2 separate regions of the Homo sapiens genome follow, and region 2 is linked to region 1. Evidence: chromatin contacts called from ENCODE Hi-C or POLR2A ChIA-PET data. All regions are on one chromosome and are shown on one strand. Each heading gives the region's core, a stretch centred on a gene start or an enhancer-like site at or near the end of the contact. The rest is flanking DNA. Distances are from core to core; before and after follow the strand shown. Region 1 has its middle 22 kb from the start of DDX47. Region 2 has its middle 22 kb from the start of GPRC5A.

Region 1 (7,250 bases), core at 756-3,255:
TTCACATGCTGATTTTATGTGAGGTTTCACGTGAATCTTCTGGCAGTCCAAAGGTCACTTTTATTTTCTGGAGATTTAGTAAAAAACACAAAACTATGGTGCTCAATTTCATTTTGTCAGCATAGGCTCACCCTGCAAAATTCCTGAATACCCTTGGATGAATTTAAGAAATCACGGAAGACAGAATAAAGAATAACTACGCTGCGCCGGGTGTGGTGGCTCACGCCTGTAATCCCAGCACTTTGGGAGGCCAAGGCAGGCGGATCGCCTGAGGTCGGGAGTTTGAGACCAGCCTGACCAACATGGAGAAAACCCGTGTCTACTAAAAATACAAAATTAGCCGGGCATGGTGGTGCATGCCTGTAATCCCAGCTACTTGGGAGGCTAAGGCAGGAGAATCCCTTGATCCTGGGAGGCAGAGGTTGCGGTGAGCCAAGATCACGTCATTGCACTCCAGCCTGGGCAACAAGAGCAAAACTCTGTCTCAAAAAAAAAAAAAAAAAAAAAGACTAGGCTGCAGTTTTAAAATATGACAAACAAGCTTTTCTGATCTGCAGTTTCCTCGAGAAATGACTCATGACCTCCAGTAAAAGAAATAATATATGCCAGTCACCTGGCAAACTCCTAACACACAGGAGGCTCTCCTCAGCCCTATTGTAAAGAATCACTTATTTACTATTTACCTTTTAGAGACAGGGTCTTACCCTGTCACCCAGGCTAGAACGCAGCAGCACAATCATAGCTTACTGCAATCTCATCCTCCAAGACTCAAATGATTGTCTTGTCTCAGCCTCCCAAGTAGCTAGGACCATAGGCGGGGTCCGCCATGCCCAGCTAATTTTTTATTATTTTTGTAGAGATGGGGTTCTGCTGTGTTACCCAGGCTGGTCTCAAACTCCTGGCCTCAAGCAATCCTCCCACCTTGGCCTCCCAAAGTGCTGGGATTATAGGCATGAGCCACCATGCCCTGTCCAAGAATCACTTATTTAAAACCAAACCAACAACCATTACAAATGTACAAATAGACGTATGTCAAATAAGAAATCTTTGGATAGTCCCCACTCTTGACCCACCCAGAAATCGCGACAGGGATGTTGGTTTTAAGTTGGCACTGGATTTAATAGCTTGGGTAAGAGAGTTTCTAAGATATCAGGAGTTACCAGTGGACTCCTCCCCCAAAAGAATGTGTGAGGACAAGAGCCAGCATCACATCAGTGAGAGCTGGCCCAGTATAAATGACCACCATGCTTGATTGCTGCTACTACTCTTTTGGACCCAGAAGGACAACTCCCCATCACTTTGGGCTGAAGGACATGTCTCTAGGATAAAATGAACGAACAAGCAGCTCACAGGTTACCCAGCACCAAGCTTATTTGATACAGGAGCACGGGCTGTGGACCAAGCCTACTGGATGGATACGCAGTGAGGAGAGAGGGAAGCAGTGAGGGGGGTCGGTGGCTCACAAACAACGTGTATTGGGATAGGCGGGGGAAAGAGTATTCCTGACTTACAGACTGGGGTAGGGGGTGGGGAAAGGAGCAAACAAAGCAAGTGGCTTCATCAACATCCCAGAGGGAAAGGCAGGCTTTGGAAAAGAACCAAGTGTTTGGAAGTTGACGAGGAGGGTCCACAGCCAGGGACCGCGCAGTAGAGACGACAGAGGAACGCGACCTTTTTTTCTAAGTGCATCTGAACTTGCCTTTACTTCGGGGCTCCCAGTCCCCATCCTCTGGGTCAACCTAGCAGATCTTCTTGAAGGCTGACACCCTTCACATACCTGTAGGTAGTTCTCCTCCCCACCCTGACCCCTGACCCCTAGTTCCAGTGGGACTGTCCTCCACTGTAGTCATACAAGGAGTCTGCCTCATCTGCCCCTGTGCCTCAGCCACAGCCCACTGTGAATCACTCGGCTCCAAATTAAAACTCCTTCCCTCTCCGGAGTGGTCTTTTCTTCCTTCTGCCATCTACTGGTGAAAACAAGAATGTCTTATTTTCTTACCTGCCTGTTGCCAATTTGAAAATAGCTTGGAACCTGAAAGTTCATTTGCATAGTACTTACTTGTTGTGTGGAACATACTGCATGAGTAATATGGAATTACACATATATACATACACACACACACACACATAACAAACAGTGTATTTAGTGTAAAGGGCAGAGGCTTGGAATCCAATTTGGCTTCAAATTTTTACTTAGCCCTTTACCAGCTGTATGATCTGGGTACGCTGCCAGTCTTCATCTATGCTAAAAGCCACAATTAATGATCATTATAATGACTAACACTTACTGATTGTTATCATGAGCCACAGTATAGTTCATTTAACTTCACAATGCTGTACTATAACTGTGTGTCTTCAGATAAGAAGGTTGAAACACAGGAAGGTTTAACAACTTGTCCAAAGTCTCACAGTTAGTCAGGGGCCGATTTGGCAAACTGGCTCCATAGCTCATATTGGGAACAATAATATCGACTGTTCGGGATTGTTCAAAGAACTAGAAATAATACAGGTCAAGCCGCCTGACACATCTTAGGTTTCAGAAAATGACAGATATTGAACATTTACTGCGTATGGGCCCTGTATGATATTAGTAATATCCACAAATTAGGCGCGGTCCCTGCCTAGTAGGAAGCACAATCACTATACAATACTAAGGCTAAGTTCAGCAAAAATAGCATCTGACTCTTTTTTCAGTATTGGTTTCCTAGTATCTGGCACACTGGCTAGGATATGGTGGACACTGGAAGGGAAGGAGGAAAGAAACAGAATTTTAAAAACTAGGTTCGAGATTCTGTGAGGCAGGCCAGGTGTGGTGGCTCACACCTGTAATCCTAGAACTTTGGGAGGCCGAGGCAGATGGATCACCTGAGGTCGGGAGTTCGAGACCAGCCTGACAAACATGGCACCCTGCCTCTATTAAAAATACAAAAATTAGCCCGGCATGGTGGCACATGCCTGTAATTCCAGCTACTTGGGAGGCTGAGGTGGGAGAATTGCTTGAATCTGGGAGGTGGAGGTTGCAGTGAGCCAAGATTGCACCATTGCACTTCAGCCTGGGTGACAGAGACTCCATCTCAAAAAAAAAAAAAAAAAAGATTCTGTGACAGAGATAGGCTTGACGGTCTTCTTTCCATATTAACAAATGAGAAAACTCAAGGTTCAGAGAGGTTTAGTAACTCCCACAAGGTCACACAGCAACAGTGAACAGTCCGATGACTTACACTTTCCCCACCTGTTCCTTTCCCAATTCCTCCTGCTCCTTCCGGCCTCTTTGACGGCACTGGCAGATGATTGAAGGGTGACAGTGACAGGAGACATCCTTTGTGTTTGGATGGTATAAGGGGATGGATGGCTACGAGCAAACAAAAGCTCCAAGACTCTGAGCAGACCTTGGGGCCCACCTCCTAGAGACTGCATGGTTCCAGAGGAGCCCATTTTCTTCCTGTCTCCTTTCCACTTGGCACCAATCAGCTCTTCACTTCAGGTGAGACTGTTCAGTGCTATTTCCCAGACTTCAAGTTTCTGCAGTTATTTTTAGCGGTAGTTTTAGTGCATACCTGGGATAGGTGAGGCATGAAAAGGAATGCGGGTGTGGGTAACCCTTCAATCTCTAGAGTTATGGTCTGAGTCTCTTGTCATTCCAGCTAAAGAGGGGTGACTCACACCCTGATTTCTTACCTGCCCAGAGGCTAGATTTCACCCTAAGAACCATGTGGATTAGAATGTCTTGTATATTCTCTTAGTTTTAAGGACACAGTTTCTTGATGTTGCTTTGTTACCCACTTTTGATAACTTGGATCCTTTCATTTTCTGTAACCAACACCACAGCCTGTGGTTCTTTCTGGTCCTATTTCCCAGGGTTTTGAGGGACCCAAGGTAGATAAAGTCTCCAATTTAGGTTTGTGGATGCCTCTGCAGGCAGAAAGCTACTTGGAAAACACTCTGTCTGTAAGCAAGATGTCCTTAAAGAGCCAGCCAAGTTCTGGGATATTCATTGCATTTTTTGAGAGACTGAGAAAGAATAATCATGATCTAGTTGGTCTAGGCCCCTCTTAGCAACTACAATCCCCTCAGAGTGCCCTCAGAGAACCTGCTTCATGGTTCCCTGGAATTCTGGGCCTGCTTTAAGCCTGAAATAGCCTATCCAACTGAAACCCTCTCACTAGGATCCTAGGACCCCTTCATAAGATAGAGAGGTGTTTTCCTCATTCTCACCCTCACTCAGCTCTGTACAGAGGAAGTAAAACTAGGCTAGCCAGTACCATGAAGCCATTGTTACTGCAACTGCATACAATGAATACTATATAAATCAGTTTTATAATTCAGATGAGAAATAAGAAGACATTTTCTCTGGGCTGATATCATATGACTATTCCAAGATACTCCCTTTATTAAGTCATAAAAGTTAGATGTATCTGTTTACAATTAGGGTGGGAGAAGATTGTTTTGAAGCTCACAGTTTCTTTTTTTTTTTTTTTGAGATGGAGTCTCGCTCTGTCGCCCACGCTGGAGTGCAGTGGTGCGATCTCGGCTTACCGCAAGCTCTGCCTTCCGGGTTCACGCCATTCTCCTGCCTCAGCCTCCCCAGCAGCTGGGACTACAGGCGCCCGCCAACACGCCTGGCTAATTTTTTTGTATTTTTAGTAGAGACAGGGTTTCACCGTGTTAGCCAGGATGGTCTCAATCTCCTGACCTTGTGATCCGCCCGCCTCGGCCTCCCAAAGTGCTGGGATTAGAGGCGTGAGCCACCGCGCCCGGCCGGCGAAGCTCACAGTTTCTTAAATCAGGAATGCAGAACTAAGGAGTTGTACCAAGAAGGGAATAGCAGAGGGGTCAGGGACCTCGTTCCCCACTCCTAATCTAGAGCTTTTGGTATCTTGACTGCAAAGGCAATTTACATGTATTTAAGAGAATGACATTTTAACGTTCTTCTATACTCCTATTAATACCTAACCAAATACTTCTGAAGACCCATCTCCTGTCTTCTCCACACTTTGTAACTAGTTCTCCCCACCATTTTATTCCGTAATTGCAACCTTAAACCCCGCAGAATGTAGCAGAGTCCACAAAGATGCCTTGTACTGGGCTGAATAGTATCCCACGAAAAGTCATGTCTACCCATGTATTAATCTGTTTTCATGCTGCTGATAAAGACATACCTGAGACTGGGTAATTTACAAAGAAAAAGAGGTTTAATGGATTCACAGTTCCACGTGGCTGGGGAGGCCTCACAATCATGGTGTAAGGTGAAAGGCACGTCTTACACGGTGGCAGGGAAGAGAGAATGAGAGCCAAGCAAAAGGGGAAACCCCTTATAAAACCATCAGATCTTGTGAGACTAATTCACTACCATGAGAACAGTATGGGGGAAACCGCCTCCAGGATTCAATTACCTCCCACCGGGTCCCTCCCACAACACGTGGGAATTCTGAGAGTACAATTCAAGATGAGATTGGGGTGGGGACACAGCCAAACCATATCAACCCAGAACCTCAGGTGACCTTATTTGGAAATAGGATCCTCGCAGATGTAATTAGTTAAGATGAGGCCAGGGTGGATTAGGGTGCACCCTAAATCCAACAACTAGTATCCTTCTAAGAAGGCCTTGTGAAGACACAAAGATATATGGGGCAGAAGGCCATGTGTGGATGGAGACAGGGATCGGAGTCATGTTGCTACAGCCAAGAAACACCAAGGACTGCAGGCAACCAAGGGGCAATGCTGGCTAAGAAGCCAGGAAGGACTCTTCTCTAAAGGTGTCAGAGAGAACATGGCCCTGCCCACACCTTAATTTTGAACATCTTAAAATCCAGGACCATGAGAGAATAAAGTTGTTATTGAAAGTCACCCAGTTCCTGGTACTTTGTTTCAGTAGTCCTAGGACATTAAAACGTACTTCTGTAAGGGTATCAGCAGCACGACCTATCTCACCTTAGAGGACAGGAGAGCACAGGAATGACTGACTAATAGAGCAAACCTACATGTCTTGTTTTTACTTACTGGTGGATCACGTTCATTTCTGCGCCTCCTGCCTTTTGCAATGGCATCTGTGCATTTTCTGCTGGGGACTCCATGCTCTGGACCTGTTAATATACCTGAAGACACACCCGTCCACATTTCTTTCACTAGTGTCCTTTCTTCCCATCCTAGCAAAGCATAATTATGCATATACATTAGAGATGGCAGTTAAGCTTTCGAGTAGTGGTTTTTAACCTTTTTAGTCTCCCCAAAAATATGCATATTCCTCAGTGGTCCACAAACCCAGGCCAGAGACCACTGCCTATTTGGAAAGTTCAGACATCCTTGAGGATGATTCCAATCTCTCCTTCTTACCCCCTACTGGTACACCAATTCCATTTCAGCTTGCTTCTGAAGTCCTCCACTGAGCTGAAACAGCATCCATGGGCTGACTCGAAGAGAGCTGCTATCCTAAGCCACCCTGGAGAGTCCCATCGAGAAAACACAATGTTAATGGAGAATTAGCCCCAAGTGGGAGGCACAACTCATAACAAATAGGAACAGGTACGGCCCTGCTCAACCATTTGCCTCCCGATTCTGGTACCCCTTTCTCCTTTCCTTTCCCTTGTATCTCCTACCTCCTCTAAATTATCCTTCACACAAAGGTACCATAATAAGCAGCAATGAAATTCAGAGCAAACAAAACAAAAAGTAAGTTATGCACTGTATTTCAATTCATTGCTAATGCCTTGCCCACAGGTGCCCATTTTAAAATGCATCTGTGGTAGAAAACCCCCCGCCCCGATATTTGCAAAGATCTTCCTGCAGTGAACAGTCCACCCCGGACCATCACAGAGAATTTTATTGCCTTGTACTCTTTTTTTTTCGAGACGGAGTCTCTCTCTGTCGCCCAGGCTGGAGTGCAGTGGCGCGATCTCGGCTCACTGCAAGCTCCGCCTCCCGGGTTCACGCCATTCTCCTGCCTCAGCCTCCCGAGTAGCTGGGGCTACAGGCGCCCGCCACCACTCCCGGCTAATTTTTTGTATTTTTAGTAGACAGGGTTTCACCGTTTTAGCCAGGATGGTCTCGATCTAACCTCGTGATCTGCCCTCCTCAGCCTCCCAAAGAGCTGGGATTACAGGCGTCAGCCACCACGCCCGGCCTGCCTCCTACTCTTTACTCCTCACCAGATACTCTGACTTAGATGGATAAGGAAAGTTTCTTTTCAGCCAAACTTCATTCCAATCTTAATCCATCAAAGTGATTATTTAGACGCTCTTTACCTTGGTTCT
Region 2 (7,529 bases), core at 1,843-4,342, 34 kb before region 1:
AAATGTATGTAAAATGTTTAACTCTAGGACTGTTCCTGGTTATCTGGTGAATAACTGCCAATTCTCACAATCTTGGGCAGGTGGCTAAACCCTTCCTCTTCGGCTTCCCAATCTGTAAATTCAGGCTGACACATCTTCCAAACTTCTGGATCTGTCAATCAACAGAGGTCACCTAAAAACTCTGAGAGGAGTTACGAGAACATAGAAGGAATAAAAAGCCCTCAGAAGGGCCAGGTGCGGTGGCTGACGCCTGTAACCCCAGCACTTTGGGAGGCTGAGGTGGGCAGATCACTTGAGGTCAGGAGTTTGAGACCAGCCTAGGCAACATGGTGAAACCCCATCTCTACTAAAAATACAAAAATTAGCGAGGCGTGGTAGTGCGCACCTGTAGTCCTGCTACTCAGGAGGCTGTGGTAGGAGGATCACTTGAGCCCAGGAGGCAGAGCGAGCTGAGAGCATGCCACTGCACTCCAGCCTGGGCAACAGAGACCCTGTCTCAAAAAGAAAAGGAAAAAAAAAAGCCCTCAGAGGGCTTCTAGAAAAGCTGGGAGACTAAGAGGAGCAATGCATTGAACACAGAAGTGAGTCAGTGTGAGCTGTATGGTGTCTACTCTTCCCTCTGTGGTTCTTCAAAGGGAGTAGAGGGTGGGTGATGGGGGTGACTCAAGAATGCATAGGACTTTATCAATCAAATTCCCATACGGAATCAGAACAAGCCTGGCAGGTTCATGGACCAGCGAAGAGATTAGAGCAGATCCTTTCAGGGATCATTTAGATTATCATCATAGACCTTCAGGGTCGCCTAACTGGGTGGATGAGAACACCGCTGGGCTCATGCTTTGCCCACAGTCCCAGCAGTCACCCTGCTGACTCAGATGTCTTTCCTCAGAAGCTCTCTCCTGCAAGCGGCAGCTGCTGGGGTCACCTGTCCCCAGGTGCCTCATCTCATCTGGCTCCTCAAAACTCCTCCGCTCCACCCATCAGCCTGCACCTTCCAGGAATGCAGATGCCATGACCAATCTGCGTCCACAGAGAATGTTTGAGAAACACAGCTTGAAAGGCCAGTGATGCCCCCACAGAGTGGCCAATCACATCTTGCTAGAGTTTTCTATGCCAATAAAACCAGAAAAAGCAAACAAACACTTTCAGCCTGACCCAAAGGAGAACAAATGAGGCAGTTATAAGAAGGTAGGGTGTGACCCTATACACATAAACCGGTAGAGCTGGAAAAAACTCCTTCAAAGAGAATGGCTCACCTTGCTCCATTTCCCTTGCAGCGATTCCTGGGGCACGTCTATTATCAGCAATTGCAGGCATTAGTAATGGAAATGAAATCCATACCTCCCAGCTAACCATCCCTGCCCAGTTACTTGTAGTTACTTATCTGTTTCTATCAAGTAGCACATATATTAAATTCATGCCTAAATAAACAAGAAAAAAAGGCTAATTTCCTGGCAGGAAATTCTTATGTAATTAGTCAACAGCTCCCGCCCCTGGTCCGTCACTAACCAGCACTGTGACCTTTAGCAGGTCCACTTCTCTTCATCCCCCTCAGCACAACCTCAGGCCCAGCCCCCACAAGCCTCTCCTGGACCACCACAGTGGCTTCCAGCTGATCTCCATGTCTCTAGTTTTTCTTCTCTCCAAAGCATTCCCCACTCTAGAAGCCTTTTGTGTAGAGATCCTCCTAAAACCCCAAATCTGCTCAACTCTCCTCAAAATCCATAACCTCTCAGCCTGGCCCAGTGGCTCACACCTGTAATCCCAGCACTTTGGGAGACCAAGGCGAGAGGATCACTTGAGGCCAGGAGTTTGAGACGAGCCTGGGCAACATAGTTAGATACCATCTCTACAAAAAATAAAAAATTAACTGGGCATGGTGGTGCTCACCTATAGACCCAGCCACTCCGGAGGCTGAGTGGGGAGGATGGCTTGAGCCCAGGAGGTCGAGGCTGTAGTGAGCTGTGCTCACGCCACTGCACTGCAGCCTGGGTGGCAAAACAAGACCCTATCTCAAAAACAAACACAACCTCTCTTCACTTACTCTAGGACAAGTTCAGAAAACCATGTATGGCTTACAAAGTCATTCGTGATCTGGCCCCTGTTTACCATTCCAGAATGATATCTCTCTCTCCATTCACCCTCTTTTTTTTTTTTTTTTTTTTTTTTTTTTTTTTGAGACTGAGTCTTGCTCTATCGCCCAGGCTGGAGTGCAGTGGCACAATTGAACCTCCTGGGTTCAACCAATTCTCCAGCCTCAGCCTCCCAAGTAGCTGGGATTACAGGCACACGCCATCATGCCCAGCTAATTTTTGTATTTTTAGTAAAGACAGATTTCACCATGTTGGCCAGGCTGGTCTCGAACTCGTGACCTCAAGCGATCCGCCCACCTCAGCCTCCCAAAGTGCTGGGATTACAGGCATGAGCCACTGCGCCTGGCCTCTCCATTCACTTTCTTAAATTCTATGTTCCAGCTGTATATTTACATACCCACGGCTCCCTGTATAATACTAATAATAGCAACAATGACCATCATCTATTGTTTCCTATGTATCAGGTTTGTTCTAAAAAACTCTTCCTTCTGGTTCAAGTTGGTGTTTGAAAAAGAAAGACAAATAAAAATAGATTAATAAAATACTTTCTGCATTAACTTATTTAATATTTACAACTCTACTAGATATTAACTATAATTATCTCCATTTCGCAGATGAGAAAACAGAAGTGGAAAGGTTAAATAACTATCCAAAGTCACTCAACAAGTAAATGATATAGAACCTGAATACAACCTGCTTATCCTGCCCTCACCCCTTCTATCTGGGTCTTTGTACACGAGGCTCCTTCCACCTGGAAGACCCTTCCTTTCCTCCCCCATTCTTCACTTGGCTAACTCCTCCTCCTCGTCCGAGAGTTCCCCTGTAAACATCTCCTCCTCTGAGAAGGTTTCCCTTGCCAGGCTGCTATCTCCCCTCAATGGTAGTTACACTCCAAAGACAGCACCCACTGAATGATGCCTCCCATAACCATGGACTTACGTAGTTCTCTCGGATATTGAATCTCAGTTGACCCTGTGACTCACCGTGGAATACAGCAGAAGGGATGCTGAATAAATTCCAGGGCTAGGTCATAAAAAGCCTTGCGAATTCCGTGCAAGTCTCTTGGAAAAGTCACTCTGGGGATCTGTAAGGAACTTAAACAATTCAACAAGCAAGAAATAAACAACCCCATTAAAAAATGGGCAAAGCATATGAGCAGATACTTCTCAAAAGAAGACATACATGTGGCCAACAAATATATGAAAAAATGTTCAACATCACTAATCATTAGAGAAATGCACATCAAAACCACAAGGAGATACCAACTTACACCAGTCAGAATGGCTATTATTACATATATGTATTTTTTTTTTTTTTTTCAGACAGAGTCTCGCTCTTGTCACCCAGCCTGGAGTGCAATGGCATGATCTCGGCTCAGTGCAACCTCCGCCACCTGGGTTCAAGCGACTCTCCTGCCTGTCTCCCGTATAGCTGGGATTGCAGGCACACGCCACCACGCCTGGCTAAGTTTTTTGTATTTTTAGTAGAGATGGGGTTTCACCATGTTGGCCAGGCTAGTCTCGAACTCCTGACCTCAGGCGATCCACCCGCCTCCGCCTCCCAAAGTGCTGGGATTACAGGCATGAGCCACCGCACCCGGCAGAATGGCTATTATTAAAAAGTCAAAAAATAGCAAATGCTGGCAAGGTTGCAGAGAAAAAGGAATGCTTACACACTGCTGGTGGGAATGTAAATTAGTTCAGCCACTGTGGAAAGCAGTGTGGAGATTTCCAAAAGAACTTCAGAACTGCCAGGCATGGTGGCTCACACCTGTAATCCCAGCACTTTGGGAGACGGAGGCGGGCAGATCACCTGTGGTCAGGAGTTCGAGACCAGCCTGGCTAACATGGTGAAACCCCGTCTCTACTAAAAATACAAAATTTAGCCGGGTGTGGTGGCATGCGCCTGTCATCCCAGCTGCTTGGGAGGCTGAGGCAGAAGAATCCCTTGAACCCAGGAGGCGGAGGTTGCAGTGAGCCAAGATTGCACCACTGCACTCCAGCCTTGGCGACAAGCGTGAAACTCCATCTCAAATAAATAAATAAATAAAATAGTTATAAAGATTAAATTAAGTACTGTTTATAATGTTTATCAGTAGCCTACTGTATGGTAACATTCTCTACCTAATATATATATCTCTATATATCACATGTGACTAAATATATTTCTAGCTAATTATAGAAAGAGAATCTGGTCTAGTAATAATCAGGGCTTGTCAAAACTCACGCCAAACTACAACAGAAAACATGTCCCTCTAGATATGTGAGCTTATTTCAATGCTTTACATTGTATAATTAAGTTATTAATTATATTTCTCTTACTTGAAAGCCCATATCCTTCTATATATTAAAAAATGAAGAGGGGGACTGATTCTTACACTTCGGCTTGTACTAAATAGGAGACTCAACTGGCCTCTCCGTGAGGGCAGAAAATGCGTCTTGTTCATCCTCATATCCCCATGCTGATAATAGCACCTGTATATGGTAGCTGCTAAGTATGAAATGAATGAATGAATGAATGGGTGAATGAATGAATGAATGAATGAATGAATGAATGATAGAAGAACTCATAATACCTGAGCACATACAAAGTGTCAGGACTAGGCTGAGCATTTTATCTAGAGAATCTCATTTACTTTTCACAACTATCCTATGATACTGGGAACACAGTTGTTCCTGACAGAAACCATTCTCCTGTATTCAACACTTTGTTCAACATTTCCTATAACACAAACACAGGGATGATCTTTTTCAGAGAGGAGAAGTGTGGCTTGTCTTACTGGCCAGAGAGAAGGCTCTTACAGCCACACAAAGTTTGTCTTCAAATTGCTACATATATACGTGAATAACCTTTGAAAGTTTAGATCAGCTGGTGGAGGAAATAGAGCTGAGACAACCATCCAGTAACTGGTGCAGAATGGGAGCCACACATCTAGATCCCTTCAAGGCCATTACTGGATATTTGCAATTCATGGATGGCAGGAATTTCAACTGGGGAGATCAAACCAGATGTCAAGAGACTTATTCAAATAAACTCTCTAGTTCTTTGAGGAAAGTCTTTGCATTTCTTCTTTGAGAAGTCCCTACATTTGTGCTTTCTGTCAAAGAGAGAATATACCTGTGTCAGTCTGGGTACAATCAGGAAGCAGAAACCACATTTAATTATTTAAATTAATTAAACCACATTTAATTTAAACCACATTTAATTTGAATTAAATGGGGGACATCTAATTCAAATAATGATGAAGCTAGGATAGGAGCATAACTATAAGATATGAAGAGAATGCTAAAGGGAACTTCATGGCTGAGGGAGAGTATCCAAGGAAAGACATACTTAGGGGGAAGGCTCCCTCCTAAGACTGAGGTTCAAATCTCTTTGGAGAAGGTGTGGTTGCAGCCCACTGGATGGCAGAGAAGTTGCCCAGGCCAGAGGTGGTCCACAGTCACGGGGTAATCAGGAAACAACCCTCCAGGGGCAGGTGAGCTGAACCTGGGGAGCAGGTGAGCTGAGCCTGAGGGGCAGGTGAGCTGAGCCTGGAGGGCAGGTGAGCTGAGGCTTGGGGGAAGGTGTGCAGGAGGAGTCAGGGCACCAATGCAAAGGCAAGGCCTGGAGCTTGCAGCATCCTCATCAGAGCGCCAGAGGACGGTGGTCTTTGGGCCCGGGTTGGTGGTGCATGGTCACCGAAAGACTGCACATTTTGGACATGAAGTGGGGTCAGTGCACCATTAAATACCCTCACAGACCCGAACCACTGATCACCATGCAGGAAGAGTAACAAAAAGAAAAAATGCAACACACCAGAACTAAGAAGAGAAGCCTGCAATTTCCCTCCATTGTCTTCTACTGAGACAACTTAGCATCAATCTCACCACAGAGGAGAAATGCTTAGCGTCCAGTCCATTATCGCAGAACAAGTACTGAAGGGTAAATTTGGGGCTGAGGGGCCATAAATTGATAACGAGCACAGTACCTACATATGAAAGGAAAGCATACTAAGAATATTCTTTTTTTTTTTTTTTTTTGGAGATGGAGTCTCGCTCTTGTTGCCCAGGCTGGAGTGAAGTGGTACGATCTCGGCTCACTGCAACCTCCACCTCCTGGGTTCAAGTGATTCTCCTGTCTCAGCCTCCCGAGTAGCTGGGATACAGGCGCCCGTCACCACACCTGCCTAATTTTAAGAATATTCTGGCCGGGCACAGTGGCTCACCCCGGGTGAGCCTGGTAATCCCAGCACTTCGGGAGGCCGAGGCGGGCAGATCACCTGAGGTCGGGAGTTCAAGACCAGCCTGGCCAACATGGTGAAACCCCATCTCTACTAAAAATACAAAAATTAGCCAGGCGTGGTGCCATGTGCCTGTAATCCCAGATATTCGGGAGGCTGAGACAGGAGAATTGCTTGAACCCAGGGGTCAGAGGTTGCAGTGAGCCGAGACTGCACCACTGCACTCCAGCCTGGGTGACAAGAGGGAGACTCCATCTAAAAAAAAAAAAAAAAAAAGAATATTCTATGTGGAGAAAAGAATAAGCATGTACTCTTTCCCTCCTACACCAAAAAAACAAAACAAAACAAAATGAAAATTATTGTTGGTAAGACTTTTATATCAGGGCTCTGTACTCCGTATCTGACAGAGTACAAAGAAGTGGGCATGGATTTTAGGTACCCACGTTTACCCTGCCTAGCAGCAACCTTAAAGTTGGAAGACAGATCCCAGAATGTCCTAGCTCTCCTCAGTGATTTCATATGGTTTTGTCATCACTGTTCTACCTACCTGCTTTATCCAGCTAAATACAATTTCAACCTAAACTACCTTCTACTTCTCCTTGAGTATTTCTTAGTTAACCCAAACATAAGTATCTATATGTAGCAATGCACCTTACAAAAATTGTACACTCCAATGTCAAGAGTGTCTGCTATTTCCAGAGTCTATTTTGCCACTGCACCTAGTTTTCTTTGCTGTATTCTACAGAAACTTGGTAAATAAAACTGGGTCTCTATTTGTATCCTAGATGATTTTTCCTATCTGAGCTTCAATGGTAACTTTTCCTTCTGAGAGCATGGATCTAGCTGGCTGTAGTGGTGTACGCCTATGGTCTCAGCTACTCAGGAGGCTGAGGCAGGAGGATCACTTCAGCCCAGGCGGTCGAGACTGCAATGAGCTGTGAGCACACCACTGCACTCCAGCCTGGGCAACAGAACAAGACCCTGTATCAAAACAAAAACAAAAACAGAGCAGAGAGTGTGTTTGTTTCCTAGGGCTGCAGTAACAAATTTATCACAAACCTGGATGGCTTAAAACAATATAAATTAGTCTCTCACAGTCTGGAGGCCAGAAGTCAAAAATCAAGGTGTCAGTGGCCTATGATGTCTCTGAAGGTGCCAGGGGAGGCCCTTCCCTTGCGTCTTCCTGGCTTCTGGTGGCTGCCGGCAAGAACTGG

What was found. Hi-C counts contacts between places; a loop is a spot of excess contacts on that map. ChIA-PET counts read pairs that join two places held with the same protein, here RNA polymerase II (POLR2A). Pooled maps may share reads with other maps.
Region 2: a loop to region 1 is called in a map of mammary epithelial cell, with 6 times the contacts of the local background. The contact joins two enhancer-like sites. A Hi-C loop is called at or near these places in 9 of 168 maps with a recorded cell type or tissue (Caco-2, Calu3, HCT116 and 6 more) and 4 of 50 pooled maps. POLR2A ChIA-PET finds 5 or more read pairs at or near these places in 14 of 52 experiments (BJ, Caco-2, HCT116 and 10 more).

The regions. Positions count from the first base shown.
Region 1 is chr12:12,831,891-12,839,140 of GRCh38, reverse strand. No RefSeq gene overlaps it. Among named protein-coding and RNA genes, the nearest start is that of DDX47, 22 kb to the right of the region's middle. RefSeq lists an enhancer at 3,055-4,254. Within about 2 kb of position 2,005, at least 9 of the 41 ENCODE cell types and tissues checked have a DNase peak (open chromatin) inside an H3K27ac peak, as active enhancers do; they include HCT116, PC-3, PC-9 and 3 more, where a contact is called at or near this core.
Region 2 is chr12:12,866,199-12,873,727 of GRCh38, reverse strand. No RefSeq gene overlaps it. Among named protein-coding and RNA genes, the nearest start is that of GPRC5A, 22 kb to the left of the region's middle. RefSeq lists an enhancer at 781-1,980. Within about 2 kb of position 3,092, at least 6 of the 41 ENCODE cell types and tissues checked have a DNase peak (open chromatin) inside an H3K27ac peak, as active enhancers do; they include HCT116, PC-3, PC-9 and 3 more, where a contact is called at or near this core.